Regions from separate parts of the Mus musculus genome. Here region 2 is linked to region 1. The links are chromatin loops, found by intact Hi-C in ENCODE. Cell type or tissue: heart. All regions are shown on one strand. Links, peaks and the distances in the headings refer to the core of each region. The heading gives the core; the rest is flanking DNA.

The links. A loop is a pair of places that touch in the nucleus more often than their neighbours do. Peaks named below come from ENCODE experiments on the same cell type or tissue, not always from the same donor. Only the 100,000 strongest peaks of a DNase experiment are listed, where the experiment ranks them.
Region 2: a loop joins it to region 1, with 2.6 times the contacts of the local background. A loop is called at or near these places in 4 of 42 quality-filtered maps.

Annotation. Positions count from the first base shown.
Region 1 is chr15:7,199,298-7,210,078 of GRCm38, forward strand. Egflam (EGF-like, fibronectin type III and laminin G domains) reads right to left here. Exons shown (of 22, transcript NM_178748.6): 21 at 9,205-9,308; 22 at 6,823-8,505. The coding sequence ends at 8,351. Among named protein-coding and RNA genes, the nearest start is that of Lifr, 75 kb to the left of the region's middle. In heart, for the core only: no CTCF peak of the experiment used is centred there; DNase peaks (open chromatin) are centred at 2,394, 4,824, 6,464 and 7,064; H3K27ac peaks cover 4,761 bases.
Region 2 is chr15:7,148,076-7,157,285 of GRCm38, forward strand. It overlaps Lifr (LIF receptor alpha), which reads left to right. Exons shown (of 20, transcript NM_001358593.1): 2 at 6,312-6,472; 3 at 9,081-9,192. The coding sequence starts at 6,334. Among named protein-coding and RNA genes, the nearest start is that of Lifr, 23 kb to the left of the region's middle. In heart, for the core only: no CTCF peak of the experiment used is centred there; DNase peaks (open chromatin) are centred at 2,726, 4,256, 6,126 and 6,826.

The DNA of each region.
Region 1 (10,781 bases), core at 1,136-9,135:
ACCTATTCCTCATCATAAAGCCTGGGCCCCTGGTGTGTATCACAAGAATGCTAAGGCTTGTTATAGTCCAAGCATGTAACAGTCCCTGCAGGATAGATGTCTGCTTTCAACATGGCCCTCTTCCTGGCCAGCGATATAAAGGTATAACTGCTTGTATAAGAGTTTAGACACACATTCATGTGCATCCCTCAGCTTATCAGAAGGTGACAGTACACAGCAAAGGCTTTAGAAAGAGACCCTGAGGTCTGATTCGCTAGAGCTCAGCCAGAGCCACACTTGGCTCAGGTAACTTCTACCCCAGGCCTCAGGTGAGCATCCTTGGGACTGAGAAGGTCCTGTCAGCGTCCTTAAGTCTTCACTCCGAAGCTTACTTCATCCAGGCCTTGCATGTCCCCGTGGCACTGAGGACTTCTAGGGGCTTTGTTTGAAAATCAGAGGTGCCTGGGGGGAGGGCTGTTATTGCCAAGTACCCACTTGGTGTAGCATCCATCCCATTTCTGAGGCTCTGGAAGTCTTTGAACTTCTTTGAGGACAGAACGGGCAAAGTGCAGCCTTGGGTATCTTGCGTGGGGTGATCCCCCTCAGAGCTGATGAAGAACCCTCATTATACCTCTGTCTTTGGACTAAAAGTGCCCCGTGGTAGTGCTTTTATTAGTGGGCTAATCTTTATTAGACAAATCAATACTAAAGGAAAATTAGAAAGTGATAAAAGAAATGTATGTAATCTTGGGCAATATTGGCTCTCTCTAACATGTTACTTTGAAACAATTTGCGAGCTTGATTCACTTCTTGAATACATCTCGAAAATCTTATCAGCAGTGTTTCTAAGGCTGGATGCATAAAATACCAGCAGATAGATGATAGATGGATTGTCTAACCATATATAATGGATTTTTTTCTGTTACCCACCTTAAAAAACAAAACAAAACAAAAAAAAAACTGGTGGGCGATTTTGAATGTTAAAAATACTTGAATTTAAGAGACAATACTTGATTTTTGTACCAAGAGCCACTAACTTACATAAGAACTCTCAAAGCCACATTTCCATAAAATGTGGTTATTTTACAACTAACTGACTAAGGAAGATTTGAACCTAAGTCAGAGTCACGCTTACCTGTCACTTTCCATAAGATACAGCCGACAGATGCAGGCCAGGCCTCTCCGGGGTTAATGCTGAGTGACAACTGGAAAGGGCAGCGTTATGACTCAGTTTCCTTGGTCCCCAGGGTACCAACCCGGCCACTGTGCTCCTCCCTGGACATGCAGTCATCGGCAATACATCCTTACCCTCAAAGAAAATGTTTTTTTCAGGAACTATAAATAGGAGGTCTAAAATAGATTTTTCTCTCTGAATATAAAATTTCCCTATCCTATGAGCCTTTGACTCATTGTTTAGGGAAGTTGGGCAAATAGACAGGATATTCTTAGTATGTAAAAGTAAATGGTTATCAGCAGGCAGGATTTTAAGAAACTCCTGGGATTTTTTGCCCTGTGGCTTGCACGGTTCTTGTCTCAAACTGGATAAATAAAACGTTATTCTTGTGTTCAGGTTACCAATAAGTGGACTTAAAGTTAACAAAACATTGGTACCCCGAGAGCCTAACTGAATGAGGGAGATACTCAAGGAAGGATAAGACCTTCTGTAAAAGATGGCGTCTCCCCGCCTTGAAAGAATAGAGTGACCAGTGAGCTTAGAGAGGATACTGAGTCTCAAAACACTACTGCCCAGGTGTCTTGAGTTCTGTTTTATATTCTCACCAGCTTCCTGTGAAAAAGCTCCCAGGAAATGTTTCGGAAATGAATATGGTTTGATGAGGTTCTGTGGAGGGAGGTCTGCAACAAGGCTCACTGAGGCCCTAGCAGAACCCCAACCCTCAAAAACCTGAGGCCTCCAAACAAACTCCTCTTGGTTTGCAGCCCAGACAGAGAGAGATTACCAGGTGAGTCCTCCATCCTTGGCAAGCGGTGTTACCCCACCAGCCTGATCAGCAGGCTGGAGCCAACCATCACAGAGATTTCTTTCATGTCTGAGGTCGTGTGAATGTGCCCTGGGCAACCAGTGGGCACATTGTCTATTAAGCAGTACCCCATCTTACACCTCTTTCCCATAGTTTTCTCTGACACCTCCCCCGCCCCCACTGAGTTCAGATAAAATATGGAATGTCCGCCACAGGCACTGAGTTCATCACAAGGGGGCCCTGTGACCCCCCTTAGGCTAAGGCCTCTCCTCCCACTGTTCTGATACTCATTTTCTCTGACTCTGCTCTCCTTCAGCCAACTTCCTAGCAGGGCTTTCCTCAGCTAATCCCCTGGCTTGGTGCCCCTAACTTTTGTTATTAAATGTGTATAAACGGCAAATTCCTTGAGCCTCCCTGGCCTTCCTTCTCGGAGATGTTTCTATCCAAGACCTCTTGTGCAGAGCCAAGTCAGAGCTGCAGCCCTTTAGTATCATATTGTCCAAGGAGGCTGCAGCCCCAGGCTGGGCCCCCCACTTAGAGATGGACAGCTGGGACAACAGGGGGAGACCACACTACGTGTTGGGAACCTTCTGTGCCTCCAAACACCCTTAGAATCTTACACAAAGCAGAACAACCAGACAGATGAATAGAAGAGACTTCCTCCAAATGCTAAGACATGATGTTCCTTTCTGTCTTTCCAGGAAAGGATGAGAGTTCCTAGGGACCACAGACTTTCTAGGACAAAGATGTTTCAACAAGGGAAAGCAGCTAAAGTTGGTGAGGCAGAGAGGTGTTGCCTGCTGTCTGACTTGCTTTGGAGCACACAGTTTCGCCAAGACAAGTCAGGGGCCCAGGGATCAGCGTTTAGTCAGAAATAGTTTAAACAACTCCCCTGAGTTTTGGAGGCTATTTCTGGACTTGAAGGCAAAGGAGAAGAGGGAAACGAATTGAATCCAGACCTAACTGCCTGTAGAGGGGCCCGAATCCCACATAACTAGCAGTTTCATCTCTTTACACCTGCAGTGGAAGAACTCTGGAAGAATTCACTCTCAACAGAGCTGTAACAGCACACTGACAAGGAGACTCTTGAGGCCTTTGCTCAGTACAGTGAAGGCCAGGAAGCCCCAGCACGCCCCTGTGTAACCTATGATCCTGTTCCCAATGCCGTGCCAGGGTTATGCCCTCTCTGAGACCTCAGACAAGTCACCTATCACAGCTACTTTTCTGTTGCTGTGATCCAACACTGTGAGCAGAAGCAAATCAGGGAAGAAAGGGTTTATTCCATCTTAAAGCTTGTAAGTCTATTCAGTCAGGGAAGTCGGGGCAAGAATTCAAGCCAGGAACCTGGATGTAGAAACTGAAGAAGAAACTAAAGAAACTCCCTGGAGGAGTGCTGCTTGTGCACTGGATCCTCGTGGCTTAATCGGCCTGCTTTCTTACAGCACCCAGGACCACCAGTCCAGGAATGACACTGTCTACAGTCAAGATGTACTTTCCTATATCAAATCATCAATATACATATATATGTGTGTGTATATTATATATTTACACACATGTATATATATATGTATATTGCTTGATGATTTGATGTACACACACGCACACACACACATATATAGTTTAAACAACTATATGTGTGTGTGTGTGTGTGTGTATATATATATATATATATATATATATATATATATATATATTCCCCTCCCCCACAGGCCAATCTAGTGTGGTAATTTTCTCAGTTGAGATTCCCTTTCCCTAAATGACTCTACCTCATTTCAAGCTGACATAAGATTGTCCAGGACATCACCTATCTTTTGGCATGGCTTCTATCTTCTTGAGCTAAACAAATTTACTCATTCTGGCCATCCTAGGGGCACAACTGTTAAGATCAAATACATAAGCATTCTTTGGACATTGATCGCTCCGACAACTTAGCCCAGAAGCTAGTCTGCACTTTCAAACTGGGGTAGCCATATGCTGGCCTCCATGTAGTCACTTGTAATATAGAACTTCCGGGGGACAGCCTGGTACCAACCAACGCCAATGCCTGCCATCTTGGGAGCCTCCAAATGTGGCCTTTCATGGCCTCGCCTGTCAGGCTCTTCCTGGTTTAATCTGTTTTATTTGCATGCACAATTACAATACATTTGAAAGACAGAACCTCAGGGTTGAGACCCCACTGTGGGACTGGGCTACAGGCACGCACATCCTCCCTTGGCACTGAGGTTTTGATTCTTGCTGGTGTGTCGTTCCTCTGGGACCCCTCAGGGTGAAAGTCTCAGAGAGCTGTCGAACCTCCCTCTGTTCCTCCAGTGTCCTGGCATGGGGGGCCAGGCCTTCACTGACTTCTAGCACATGAGCAGCTACTATTGATTCCTGGGCCCAGCAGAAGCTGGAGGAGGCTGAGAGGCTAAGGAAGGAATGGGAAAGCAGCTAATAATGCTTTGTCCAGATCCCTGAGTGAGTCCACGTATCCTCTTTCCACTTGCAAGTGTGATTCTCTCACTGTATGCAGCAGCTGCTGGGGCTCTACAGGCTGCCCTTGGGCAATTCTCTCCCAAGGATGAGAAGCCAATGGGGTAAGGGCTGGTGGTCAGGATGCTGTGATGCCCCCTCCCCCTCCCCTCCCCATGCCCCTTCCCTCCTCCTCCCCGCTCCTCACTTTTTCTTCCTTTGGGAACTCTCAGTGCTAAAAACAAAATCTCTGAGAACCATATTTTTCTGGGTTAAAGGTGAAAAATGCAGCATTTCCTCCAAGTGGAAAGCACTCAGCCCGCCAGCTCCGGGCATATGTCCGAGATCCTTCCTCCCACTTGGAGAGGTGGGGAAGGGAGGAGGGGAAGAGCTGTCGGAAAGCAGAGGAGGGGAATCGGAAGGAAAGGACCATTGCTGTGGACCTGGGGGCAGTTGGTGTGTGGAAACCAGGCGGCCTGTTTGTGTTGGAGCAGCTCAAGGCCTAAATGGTGCTGACCAGGAAGTGAAAGGCAGGCAAGAAAACAGAGAACAGGGAGCGGGTCAGAGCTGTGACCAACAAGCTTGACAGAGGGCTCTGGGAGCAGTGCAGGGACAAAGACAACCCCATCGACTTGTCTCAGGGAGATCTAGGTGGGCCTAGAGAACTCAAGGTTATTAAAGTTGACTTTAATAGAAAAAGCTCTCTGTTCCCATCATCCCCTCGGAGAGCATGTGGAAGTCTCCCGGGAGTTTTCTCAGATTCAGATAAGGGGGCTTTTCAGGAACTGATGATGCTCACAGAACCCTTTCTCCTCAGATGAGATTACAGGGACCCCCAGTTCCCTGACCACTCCCTGAACCTTCTTCCCAGCCCGAAACCCAGACAGACTTCTCAACCTGTCTCTCACCACAGCAGACACACGAAACCAGGCCTTAGGTCCTGTTCCCTTCTAGTTCCTTCTCAGAAAAGCACAGCTACCATAGATCAGGCCAGTACTACTTGCATTGAGCCTGGCCTGTCTCTCATAGCCTCATGTAGATCGATTCTCATCCGCCCCAATATTTCTGCAGAAGACAGTGGTCATGGGGGCAGGGGGCACCTTACCTCTATGGCACGTCTTTCAATAACATGATCTGTTAGGGTGGACTGACTGACTCATTAATGGTCCTGATTTTTTTTCACCCTTTCTTGTATCCATGGTAACTCCCTTAGTAGGTCCTCTCATTATCGAGAGTCCCCTCTTTGCTATTGAAGAGAATCTTTTTCTTTGTTCCTCAATTCTGTAGATGTCGCAGGGATGCAGGGGAAATAGGGCATCAACGCAGTGCTGAACCGAGGACTAGTGCAGGAGCCTGGCACTGTTCTCTAGTGCTCCAGCTCTCCTCCTCTGTCATGAGACAGGCGTGCCAGAACTAGCCAGTTGGGCTCAGCAGGATGAGGGGTACATGGAGCAGAGCCAAGCTACCTTCCCATCTCAGTCACTCTGCATATGGGAACCTCCAGCAAAGACCGGGAGAACTACCGTGTCAAGACCACCAACGCCGGTAGAGCCTCTAAGATGGCTACTCAAGGCACAGGAGCGACCGCCGGCACGGGTGAGGTGTGGGTGTTAGTTAGGCCGTCCTTATTGTGGCAAGAGATAATGGCTACACTTAGAGATGAAAGCAGCCCATTACAAAGTCCAGGCTGAGCTCTTCCCAGATCTCCTGCCCATTTGCACAGAGTGAGGTCTAATCCCTCAGCTAGAGGTTAAAGACTTAAGCCTCGTAATTACATCTGCTATAAACTCATTCCACAGCGCCTGGGCTCTGTCCACAGAAAGGAGGCAGAGTCGTGATCCTCTCTTACTTCCCACTCAGACTCTGAAGCTTCTTGCCCTCTGGGTCCTTCTACTTCACCCCTTTTGCACCTGTCGCACCCCTTCCCACCTGCATTCCATGACCGTGCCACTGTCCCCACCTCCCCTTAACCCCATGTGCTTCCTTCCCACCCAGACACGGCTTCAGAATCAACACGCACTCCCAGGCCCTCGTCCCTGGGTCACTGCGCTTCCCCGGGATAACACTTGCGTAGATCAACAACTGGTCTGCAGGACAATTCTCTGGCCTCCATTCAGCTGGATATTTTGCTAAAATCACAATGATTATCTTTTTTCCAGAGGCGATCTGTTCAAAATGTGCTACAAAAACAACTCTTATTTTATCATAGGAAGTACTGGCCCTGGGAGCCTCCAGGAGAAGGTGTTGGGGTGAGGGGTGACTGGGAGGTAGTGGGGCTCACACTCTACCCCATGCCTCTTTTTCAGACTGCCGGGTGGCATGGGCAGGACAGGGCGACCACTGGGTCTGTTATGATTACTAAGATTCCTTGCCAAACAGGCTCCTAAACGTAAGAGGCAGAAGGCTGGAGTGTGGGGCAAACCTCTCTGGTTTATTTAGCCATCTCTTAGACGTCTTAATATGCCTAAAAACTGTGCTCTGCACAAAGCTCAAGTCTCTGCTGAATGGATGCTGCACAAACAAGAATAGAGTCGTGCCTGAGACTAATTATAGGCTCTTCCAGGAGCTGGATCGTATTTCCTTCCACTTAGAGGGGCAACATTCATCTCACCTTTCCCTTAGTAAGTCCTTGTGGGGACCAGCCAGGGAGCCAGCTGTCTGCAGTCATGTGTATGCATAGCACAGGGCACAGCTGAACCATGGTACAGAAGAAGAAAGCACCCTTCTCTGTCGGACCCAGATCCTCAGACCCTGCTGAGGACATGGCCCTAGGTCCCACACAACATCCGACTCTCTAGTAACCTTGTTGTCCCTTTGCAGATGTGGCCTCTGCAGGATCAGTCACACCTTCACAAATGACTGAATGAGTTCTTCCTCTTTCCCTTATTCATATTTATTACACACTTTCCCTCTCTTAAAATAACAACGGTAATGACCCACCTCGGTGATACATTCCTTTTAATCTCTCCACTTTTGGACAGCATCATATTCATCCACTTGAACCGTCAGCATATACTAAAAGAGAATGGTCCCTTCTCCCAATGGCCCACCCTAGTCACTTGCTACCGCTCCCCTGACACTACAAATGGCCTGATCACATCTCCATTGTGAGAAAGCTATTAGGAAGGTGTTTCGTAATTAGGATCAACCACTAACTTTCAAAAAGCACACCATGGGTGTGGACAGACTGCAGCTATAAAAAATAGTCACATACAAAAAGTACAGCTACAAAATCAGGGGGCCCGCTTTCTTCGATCTGCATCATTAAAAAAAGAGAGAATATTTGCATTAGAGGAAAGCTTGGGGGAAGGATGCCACAGTCTGATTATTATTCTATGTTTAATTTACCCCCAACATTTATTTCCATGGACTAGTCAGAGCACATTGAGTCAGCCAGCAGGGCATGGAAGGGGTTAATCTACACAATCCATAGACCGAGATTGGAAGTATGAAGTTCAGGGTTGCCCAGTCTTCCTGCTAGTGTCATAAGTCAGGGAAGAGCAGAAATATTTTAATACTATTTGGAGGGGTGGTCTCTCTGTCTCTCTGTCTCTCTGTCTTGTCTCTCTCTCTCTCTTGCTCTTTCACTCTTTCTCATCCAGTCTGGCTCTCACTCTTGTTAACACAACAGAGCCATTGAGCTACAGCAGAGAGTTCCCAGAGCTTGCACTGACGTATCATCTCTCTCAGACTCTATACGTTGAACAACAAAGTCCAATGCTTCCTAACCACAGTAGTCCATTGGGTTCGGTTCACAGGGCGTTAGCAGAGAAGGCCACCCAGGGCCTTCAGTCTTGGCTCTCACCAGGGTGTACTTTGTCCTCCTCAGAGAAAGTAAACACACCTGATTTCAAGACCTCTGAGTGCAGCATCAGGCAGGGTCTCCGGGCCTCTGTGATTGCAGGATAGAGGCTATGTCCCTTGGGCAAGGTCAGCTGGTGTTACTTAGCCCCACAAGTGTTGATGTTCTTCCCATCCACGGCGTCTTCCACGAGGGAAATGTGGTAATCGGTGGACAGTGTGAAATGGGAGATGCAGCCCACAAGGCCTCGCAGGTATTGTCTGTTCGTGTGCAGAGCGATTTCCTTCATTCCACCTGCAAGGAGGCAAAGAGGGGGAGAGAGAATGAACCAAGAAGAGGAGTCACCTGTTGGAGATCCTTTATGGTCTGCTTGAGTGTCCCCTGGCTAGAGACAGGGGGTCGAGTACATCACACACAGTTGATGGATTTTGATCAGTTTGACTCTACCTCCGCAGGCTACAAAGGCTGATCTCAGGTGTGATTTCTGGCTCAGCCGACAACCTTAAAACCAAATAGTTCTCCAACAGATTTTTAAATGTTGCGTGATGTCAACAATAAGAAAACACAAAAGGTGCCAATTCATGCCCTTTTTGTTTTGTCTGTGTAGTAGATTATTAGCCATTTATAGGAATCCTATTCATTCTATTCTGAGAGAGGACACACACAGCTGGATCCTCCTTCCTCAGAGAGAATTCATGTGGTTATATTTAGAAAGTTCCTAGTCTATAAACACACACACACACAAAAGTGTGGGGTTTTTTTTCCTGATGGATCACTCCAGAGCACAAAAGCAATGTGAGTGAGTCCCTTCCTGCCACCTCAGCCATGAGTCAGAAGTTCAGAACATGGAAGAATGGACGATTTGGACGGCTTCCTGATTCCCAGGTATATGACTGACCCTGTGGAGTAGACAGCCCCGGGACAACAAATAAAGCTCTAATGAGGGAAAGGAGGAAAGGCCTGACAGATTAAGCTTCGGTCAAGGTCACTTACCCACGTACAGAGCACCGTTGATGTTAAGCTGCCGCATCAAGCCCGGTGACTTGCCTGTTCTGGCTCCGTAGTCATCCACTGTAATCTTCCCGGACTGGCCATCCCTGCAAAGCAAAGGAAACCGAAACCCGACAAGAGAAACTATTATCGTTGGAGTTTATGCAATCATTTTGGTTTAGAGGGATGAAAGTACCCAGTATGTGCCTAGTAATGAGGTTGTCAAAAAAATAAATAAATAAATAAAACAAACCCAAAAACAAAAAAACCTAAAAAAACCAAAAAACCAAAACCCACAAAATGCCAGCTTTTATAGTTCCCTCAGAAGTGGGACCAACCTGAGCTCGTTCCCTGATACCATCTTTTCATTCACCGAGTTTTCAAGAATTTCTTCCTGCTATGTCCTCTATAGTTTAGAAATAATTTTTACACCCTTGTACCTGGATGCTATGATGGGCAGTGGCCTTCACAATTTGTCTTGTTTGCACGCCACCCTCTCCCCATTATTCTAAACAATTCCCACTTACTTCATCTCATCAACTATGAGCATATTTTCATTTTTTATATTTCTGATATGAAGATATAATATACTTCATTGTCTTTATTATTCATTGTTGCATCTTAGAGGAATGCAAGACCACCAAGGAAAGGAGTTGGTTTTCCTCAATGGCGTGTCTTGGGCATCTTAAATAGTGTATGGTTCGACATAACAGAAGGATGAGCAAATGAATCTGTAAAGCCTAACATCCATACAGAAAATGGTAATAACTAAGGTCAACTTCCAAGGCTATTGTGCAGACCATCTGTTATACATGCAAAGCACAGTGCCTGACACACACCTTACTCTATTGAGGTTGACCGGCGGGGCATGTTGCTGTGGTTATCTACATATTATCATATGATTGTTTTTATGCACAAAAATGAGAAAAAATTGCAGATCTTAAATTTCTGTGAATATGAAATGTTAAAAAGCACAGTGTCTAAATTATCTGGGACAAGTTTCTGGATAGATGAGTTATTTCCTCTGCTCTATTAGGAGTCATGCTTGCAAGACCAGAATCATTCAAAGCAAGACGGTGTACAAAGCAGAACCCACCTCCTTTTAGAGATTCCCTCTCTTGTTTATTTTACTATCTCTGATCTGGTGCCATCCATAGAGAATTAAGATCAACCCAGTCCTTCTTGTCATATGTGATAGCTGTAGCCTTGATCCACCCAGTTCCTACTAGGCCTGCCTGCTCACACCTCACGGAGTATGAGTCGATACTCCAACCCATCCAGCTCCTGGCTGCATCTCCTCTTCAGCCCTTGCTGTCACCCAAGACACACTAGACATGCGATTGATAGCGTCTCTAGGAGGGGCTATGTCTCTTCAGCTTGGCACATGCCAAGCTTGATGTTTTGGCCTATGAGTTTCTGAGAGAACATTCCACTATAATATCTCCCCCAAGTGTCTGAAATCCCCGTGTGTGGGCTACATCATGGGGTAGAACAGAAATGTTCTTGTTTTTAGGTTCTGCCCACAGCAATTTATATAGTTTTGGGAAATGCATTTAACATCTGTTTCCTTACATGTCTAG
Region 2 (9,210 bases), core at 1,211-9,210, 51 kb before region 1:
CCTTATTTTTCTTAATCTTATGTCTGTGTTAATGTACACAGGTGTGCACACATGAGTATGCATGCGGAGGTCAGAGGTCAACCTCTGGCTCTGTTCTTCAGGGGCTGTCTGCCTTGCATTTTGAAGCAATGCCTGTCTCTCAGTTAGACCCGATGCTCTCAGATGTCCAGGAGTCCTAGTGTATCTGCCTGTCTGGCACTGAGAATGTAAGAAGGCCTCACCATGCCCAGCTGGTTGGCATGGGTGGCAGGAATTGAACTCAGGGCCTCGTACTTGCATGACACATACTTTACCTACTGAGCCATCTCCCTAGCCAGGTAATTTAATCATAGAATGTTTTGCTCTTGTAATCAGTGCAAGTTCATTTGTTTGGTAGTGCTAGTGTTGGTGTATATAGTTAGTTCCACTGTCCTACTCCCAGGGACCTAGCAGTTGCTTATGTCAGTGCCTGCTGCCAGGTGTACTGCAGACCTCCCACCATCTCAGCTCGCTCTCTCTGTTCTTCTCCACGCTTGGCCCCTCTCTCTCCTCCTCTGCCCCCTCTGCCAGTTCTCATGGCTCTGCTCCTTGTCTGCCTGTCTTCCTGCTCCCAATCTGCGTGCCTCTGTTCCTTCCCCAGGTCCTCACTTCTCTCCCTTCTCCCAATAAACCCCTTTTACACCAGATCTGTTGCATAGGGTACATTTCTCAGAGGGGTACACCTGGCATGGGCCCACCAAAGGTATCCCCCTCGCCACATTATTTCATAACAGATACAGTAATATTCATTGAGATACTTGCATGCCAGTCACTCAAACAGCCTGGCTGAAGTTTGAGGGTGGGGAGTGTGGCACTTCCAGCCCTGACAGGTGGGAAGTATTGGAGGCACTGAATGGGAGACACTGCAAGGAACAGCCCATAGGAACTAGGTTTGGGGGAGGCACTGAGACCAATTGGAGTGTGTCCTGTTTAGGGAGCTATTGTGGTCTGGAGGAGGCCCATAGTCAACCATCCAGAAGCGCCTTGTTCACCACAGGAAACCAGCTGTAGGTAGAGACCACTGGCAATCTTTAAAGTGTTTTTGAGAACATTCTTATTTTGATATTCTGGAGTGTATAATGGATAGGCTTTTGAATTAACAAAAAAGGCCTCAACAGAATGAAAATTAGCCAACCTGACATGAAAGATCTTGAAAAACCAAAAATCTTGATGACGTATGCACTGAAAACAGTTCCTTGGAAATTGTGATAAATTGAGACAAAAAAGAAACAAAAATAATCTATTTAAATTGTATTAACATGTTCTCTGGGAGACTGAATATCCTACAGTATCCATTCACAGTGGTGGGTGCCTTTAAAATAACAAAGGTTACATTGTCCCAGGACGTCTGCAGAGTGCTGATTAAAGTCTGATGCAGTGGACTCCTTAAGCACTCTCATGCCCAGAGTATTTTACTCATGTTTTCACAGTGTCCTAGTCAAAAGACGAACTTAACCATCTGAAATTGCCAAGTCAAACCAAGTTAATAGCTATTTATGACCTAGATGGTCAAAACTGATTGGAGAAGTCCACACGTGTTACCTCAGAAGGAAAAATAATGACCCTATTTCATTCCCCCAAGGCCACGATGACTGAGGTGGCATGTGAACCTACTGGGCACCACACGGTTTCTCAGACTTTGGAAACAGATCTCACACCACCCTCTTTTCCATGGGCATGCAGATCTTTGGGGATGATCCTTGTGGTTTATTCCGTCAGTCACCAAAGTGACACTGTCACTGAAGGACATCTGACACGACCGAATATGGAAGCCGAGTAGTATTGGGCCAAGGCTTTCGGAAGCATTGAGTACATTACCGCTTTTCCAGAGAGTCTGCAAGCCCCCCGCGATAACCCTGGCAGTTTGCTTTGGTGCCTGGCCTCCGCGCATGCGCAGGAACCACCTCTCAAACTTCCGTTCCATGTGCGGGCAACACTTGGGATATGATCCGGCCTAATGATGAGAGCAGTGAGTGGGCCTGTCATGATGCTTAATGGGCCAGACACTACACCGCTCTGGGAGAGATGCGACTGTGCATGCAAGCATCACTACGTCCCTTTCTGTAAAGACTCCACCGTGACAATGAGCACATCATTCCTCCTGCCAGATTTTTGGTACAAAGGTCTGAGGAGGTTACAGAAGTGGACGCAGAGGAATCTGCCTAGAAAGGAACAGGCAGACGGCAGTGGAGAGATGGCACAATGGCTTAGAGTTCCCCTTCTTATGCAGCCTGGAAGGAGATCCCTGCTGGACATGGGGTGCAGTTTAGAGTCCCCTCTCCTCCCCCTCCTCCCCTTCTCCCCCCCCCCACGTCCTCCATCTCTTGCCTTCCATTCTCCCTGCTTCATTTTCATAAGCCTTGTTCTTCACAATCTTCCAAAGAACGAACAACAAGGGATGTACCTTTTGCAGTCTCACAGGTCTTGATAACTGAATGCCCTTTGTCTTCTCAGTCGATCGTTCAGTGTCTTCATCAAGTCTGAAAACAATTACTTAATATTTCGAAAAGCATTCCTTCTAAGTTTCCGGTGTTAAGAAGCTGGGTGTGCATTGCCCACTAAAGAATATTAGTGAGGACCTGCTCAGGTGTCCTGCGCAGCATCACCCCAGCTGTGGGGATGGTACTGTGAGTCCCTGCGGTGCAGGCTGGGGTATGTGTACAGATGCACTTGGCGAGTTCCCCAGAGTCGTGCCTCTGGACAGCTGGTAACCTCCCATTGCTTCGGTGCCTTGTGACCTCTATGACCGGCTTGTGCTTCTCTGCTTTCCAGTGGGTTCTCCTGTGAATCACAACGATGGGCTATCTCACTGAGGTGGAGCTGGGAGATGCTCTGGGCAGCAGGCTCCCTGGCTGGGGCAGAGCAGGTGTTCAGATGCTTCCAATAGCACCAGGGTTAAGGGCCTGTATGCCCAAGGCTCACCTGATGCCAGCGAGGTACGGGAACACTCCGATCCCATTAGGTCCTCCTCTATCCAGCTTCCTCTCTCCCCAACCCTCTCCCAAAAACAAATAGGAAAACCAGAAATGGACTAAACACAGTCTATCAGGACCATAGCTTCTGGCTTAAGCTTGACTTTTCTCAGCTTACTTTTTTGGGTTAGCCTCAGCAGAGAGTCCAGAACCTCATGGACCTGGACCCAGACTCTGCGGTGCTGAGTACAAATCAAGGCAGATTGTACGCGCAGATGTACCATTTCCCCGGAAGGAGCTCAAGACTTCCAGGCACATTGTGGACAGATGAGTGCCCTGCCACGTGGGGCAGGCTCCATCCAGCCCTGCCCTGGGCTTCAAGATACCTGACCGTGTCAGACTGTTCATTGAGGACAACGCCGGACTTTCTTCTTTCCATGTAACAGTTGGATAAGTCTATTCTATATAATAACTCGTCTTCAACAGGAGGGCTTAAGAACATTTTAAAATCTTTTAAGATAATTAAACATAGGAAATAATCTTGCAAGGTATGGAGTCTGAAGGTGCTGTTTGCTTGGAGTCTGGAATACCTAAAAAAAAAAAAAGTCTAAGAATTCCATAAGAAATCCCTGATTCCTGTGGAATCTTGAAGAATCTGATGACTTTAGCAAAACATACCCTCTGGCCACCTCCTTTAACTTGCTGGGGACTATGGGCCCCACCTGCCATATGCTATTTGCTTTGGCCACCAGATATTTGTAGTAGCTCTGTGGCTGCTTCAAGAGATAGCATCGGGGCTGAGGAATGGTGGGATGTCAGAACATGGGTCACAGAATAAGTCCTAATAGTGGTGGGCTCTGCCAGAAGTGGGAAGAGAGATGTTTCTTAACATCATTTTTATCCGCGAAGTGCATTGGAAGGCTCTAGCCATGTTGTTGTTCTGACCCTGGAATGAGCTCATTGAAAGTCCAGGCTGGGAGAGAAGTTGAGTGTGCTATTAAGTGACGCTTCCCCAAATGACCTGATCCTGGTGGTCTATGTAAGCATTAAGACAAAGCACCGCCTTCCGCATTAGCCTGCCCATCTTAAGTTGAGCAGGGCTTTCTGACACCACGTTGGCTTCTCTCTGCTGGATCCCCTAACCCTAATGCACTGTGCTCTCTACCTGTGCTAGGGCTGCAACAGCCAGCCAGCCACCCAACGTTCTGCACTGCCTGTTCCTGCTGTCTGCAATAGGGCCTCGCATTCAGAGTCTGCTGGGGCCAGTAAACAGAACTTGCCTCTGGGCTACACTGGTGGAGGCTGAAGCCAGAGGGATTAAGTGATTTGCCTTCAGTCACACTGCTAATTAGTAATGGAGCCAAGATTAGAGTCCCTGTCTGGCAGCACCTGGTCCTGAGCCCTTCCTTGGCCACCTCCTCCCAGTCCCTCTCATCCTTGCTTCCTGGCATTGCAATGGAACCCGAGTTTCCCTTCTAAAATAACCTTAAGCTGCTAGTGAGGCATTCTTTCAACATATGTTTAGCCAGTTGGTGGGTAGGTATAGTTTGTGATTATTCGAGCCATTCTGCACAGCTGGGTAATACTGTAACCTCAGCAGCAGGCACCGAGGACATTCCAGGAATACATTTCCACGCTAATAAGTGGACTCGGTGACATTGGAGTTGTCCAGAACTTGTTCACTCATCTAGAACATAACGGAACGCTCTAGAAGTGCATGCTTGTGGGCTATAATGGCATAAGGTACCTGAGGTTCATTTTTGTGCTTTTCATGGTATTTAACAACAGTCAAGAAGAGAGTGTTCCTTGTTCTGCCAGTGACAAGTGTATTCCCCTGGGCTTTAGCTACTGAGATGTTGGATCTCTTTTTATCAAGTCTCCATCTCTCATCCACTTCCTATTTTTGTTTCATGGTTAGTCAGTATTTCCTATTTTTAAAGGGAGGTGGGGGGATCTCTCAGTGGTTAAGAGCATCTTCCGGTCTTGTAGAGAATCTGGGTTCCCATCCCAGCACCCACTGTGATGCAGCTTAAGACTGCGTGCACCTGTAACTCCTGGAGTTCTGACTACCTCTCCTGGCATCCTCAGGTAGCTGTATGCATGTGAAGATAGGGGAACACACACCCATGCACATATATGCTTGCACTTGTGCACACACATGAACACATATGTGCACGTGCACACACACACACACACACACACACGCACTAAATCTTTTAAACTGTAACATCACCCAGTAGACTTCCCTTTGTAGAGCTCTTTTTGTTTCCAGTTACTCCATTCATGGCACGTCTGTCTTGTTCTTATGGCTGTCCCCTTTGCTTATAGGAAACTTTGTGAAGTTTTGGGCTTTTCTCTTCTATTAACTTTCTAATAAAAAAATCCATGCACACAAACGACATCACACACTGAAACTAAGCAGCCCTAAGCTTTATACATCTCAGTGAACATCTGTGTAGTTCTCTGTACCCTACTGTAGAAATATTTGCATCATCACGTTGCTGCTTTATTCACTGTAGCAAAAAAATGATAATCAACCTAGTTGTCCATCAACAGTTGAATTAATAAGGAAAATTTGGGGTGTGTGTGTATGATGGAATACTGTTCAGCTCTAAAGCAATGTAATCTTAAGAACTTGCTATTTTCCATGTTGGTCTTGTTCTGGGAGTAATTTTCATTTTCTTGTTCATGCCGAGTCTCCCTCACAATTTAGACAACCTTCATATGTTTTGTGGTCCTTGGTTCTCTGTGCAGTGTAAAGGTAGGCACTGTAAGGTCTGACAAGATGTCAGTGCACCGGAAAGCTTTGTTAGCTATGAGAGTGGCTGTGGGGCTGTGGGAAGGAATGTAGTTATTCCAGGGGCTTTGAGTTCAGTAGCGGAACCACCTGTGTCTGTGTGAGCTCCTTGGTTCTCCCTGGACAAGGTTTTAGGCTCTGTAGAAAGAGGCCTCTCTTTGCAGTGTGGAGTGGAATCACTTCGCTACAGATTGTCTGGGGTCCCGTGGAGTATACTTGGGACCACACACTAAGCGAGAGATCTAGGCTTCAGTCTCAATCTATGTTAACATCCACCAGTACATTGAGTGGCTTTTCCTCTATTAGCAGATTGGGGTAGAGTGGATGCACACGTGTTCAGCTATCGTCTCAAATGGGAAGCCCGATGTTGGACTGTTGACCGTGGCAGCCACCCAAAAGCAGCATCTCTGCGCAGCTTTGGATGTTTGAGAGCCAGAGGAGCAGAGTTTGGCTTCTCCACTCAGCAGTGTGCAGCATGTCTCTGTGTGTGTCCTGCCACAACTGCCTCTGGTGTTGCGCACCTCGGGTGAACTGTGTCTTCTGGGCCATCTGAACAGCATCTGTGTTCATCCTCTCTCACCTAGGGCTGACTGAACAGCAAGGACAATGGCAGCTTACTCATGGTGGAGACAGCCATCGTGGATGGTAGACAATAAAAGATCGAGGATGACTCCAAACCTGCCATGGCTCCTGTCAGCTCTGACCCTCCTGCATCTGACGATGCATGCAAACGGTCTGAAGAGAGGTAAGTGAGCCTCAAAGCAAACGGCAAGCTGGTTGGCATGCGACCGTAGAGTAGTCCTGTTTCTCTGCTGACCTCTTCAGGGTACTGCTTAAAGTCCAGTTCTCTGCATTCTTTTTCTCCTGTGTATTTCTAGTTTCTTTTTAAAAGCCCCTTTATTAAAGGGCAATCAAAATATTCCTTTACTCTATACAAATAATAAAGCATAATTCTCATACAATGCTGTCCATTCCTTAAGGATACAGTTCTCTGAGTTTTGACAATGCACATTTGCTAACCACAGGCACTATCAAGATCTGGCTCTGTTCCAGAACACAGAAAATGCCCACTGTGTCCCTGTCGCCAGCTCTTTCCGCCCCGCCCCGCCCAGCCAGCCATGCTGTGGTCTGTCTCAAATGTGTTTTAAGAATACTTTCTAAATGGAATCGAAAATTCTTTCCTGTGTCTCCTGTGTCTTATTTTGAAACTTGAAGAATGTTTCTGCAGATACGGCCTGGCTTATTTCTGCGAGGGATGTCTTCCCTCTGCCCATTGGCCTTGTCTTCACGTTATTTACACAATTAAGCAGACTGCTCCCCCCCCCAAGATTATTGAGTAAATAACTTGATTGTGATTAACTGCTAGTTTCTCATGCGAGCATTTCTAAGGCGTTTCTGCTTTTTTGTCTTATATGAACTTATATTTTATGGCGACTGTGAATATCATGTCTGTAATTCATGTGTGAAGCATGAATAATTATAAGCTTTTCCTATTTGGGGTCGGGGTTAGGGTTAGCTTTTTCATAGACATTACAGAGCATAAGATGATTTCTAGTTTCCTCCTTCCCCCTTTTGCTCTTCTTCCCTTTCTCTTGTTCCTCTTTCTGACTGTCCCTCTCCCTCTCTTCCCCCCCCCCTCTCCTTTTCCCTACCCTTTCCCATCCTCTATGTTCTCTTCCTTTCTCTTCCGTATTCCAGGGTGACTGTTTTTTTTTTCTCCCCGAGTCAGGGTTTCTCTGTATAGCCCTGGCTGTCCTGGAACTCGCTTTGTAGACCAGGCTGGCCTCAAACTCAGAAATCCGCCTGCCTCTGCCTCCCGCGTGCTGGGATTAAAGGCATGTGCTACCATGCCTGACTTTTCATTGTGCTGTTCTTACACACGTGCCTTCCATAATGTGACGTCACAGCACTCTGAGTTGATCTGAGTTGCTTCTTCCCCCATTGTTAAAGCCGTACATACAAGACTATTTTCTGTAGGTCAGTGTGAGTTCATTGCGTTTGAAGGTAATGGGCTTTGCAGTAATGAAGAGATTGATTGTAGGTTCCCGTGGAGCTGCGGTCTGGTGTAAGGAGTGCAGCAGCCGAGCTAGGTGGGTTTGTAGGTGTGCGGTAGACCTTGAGGCTTTCTGGAATAATCTTTTCCTTAGAGGTGTTTGCTTGTAGTGTAAAGTCGTGGGTATTATTCCACTACCCCATTATAGTTGGCTTTTTAATTAAAAAAACAACAACATATTCTCACCCCCCCCCCTTTCTTAATTGATTGCAGTTCTTTGTCTAGGTGTGAGGCCTATTGAGTGTTCCCCCATGCTAACATATCTATTGGTATCTTCCTTGTTCAGGTATTGCATAGGCAGACCTCCTGGCTATGGCCTCCGACATTTCCAAGAGACACCATCCCACAGCACATTCCCTGTTCCTCTGGCTTTTACAGTCTTCCCACTTTCTTTTCCCAGTGATCCCCTGAGCCTAGGTTGTGTGTAGACAGGAATTACATTATAGACATATATAATGGCTCTGGTCTCTGGTCTTCAGAGTTCTTCACTTGGATCTATTGCAATTTTATGCAGTGGTCACTGCCACAAAGAGAAGGTTCCTTGATGAGGGATGAGGAACAACACTTACCCGTGGGCATAAGGACAAATATTTAGAGTGCAGTTAGGGGTTGTAGTGGCTTAGTGAAGTGGTAGTTGTAGATTCCCCTATGGTATCCATGACTTCGGTAGCCCCAGGGAGTTGGTTAGATTCCCAGTGGCAGACATGACTTCTCTCACTCTTGTTGAGTGGGTCTGAAGACAAGAAAGCCGCTGGTTACTGCCAAGATAGGAGAGAGTGGGAGAAATAGTTATTCCCAGGGAGGAGCTTACCAGTCGGTAACTAGGAGCAATGGTCAGGCCTGAAAGCTACATAACAGTAACAGTATGTGGACTACACAGGCTATAGTTTAAGTATTCAAGAATACATATGTATACATGTATATGCACGCACACACACACACACACAAGCATATACGTATGTAGACATATACACACATGTATGTGTACTAACAATTAACAACAATTGAAGAGAGAAAGGCTATGAATTTGAAAGAGAGCAAGGGAGTATACATGGGAATTTAAAGGGCAGAAAGAGAAAGTGATATGGCTGTATTATAATCTTAAGATACTTAGAAAAATATTTTTTTAAAAACCCTCAAAAAGTAGGCAAAGCACCGGTGAAGTAGTATCTGATGACTGAGACCTTTCTTCCTAGAGAGTGGCCTTCTGGAGGCCCAGGACTTGTCTCTCCACTGAGACCCCAGAGAGCCACACGCATGCTCTGTGTCATGTATGTACATGTTGCTTTTCCTTCTTTAGGGGTACAAGACTTGAAATGCACAACCAACAACATGCGAGTGTGGGACTGCACGTGGCCAGCTCCCCTCGGGGTCAGCCCTGGAACTGTTAAAGATATTTGCATTAAAGACAGGTAAGGACATCCGGGGTG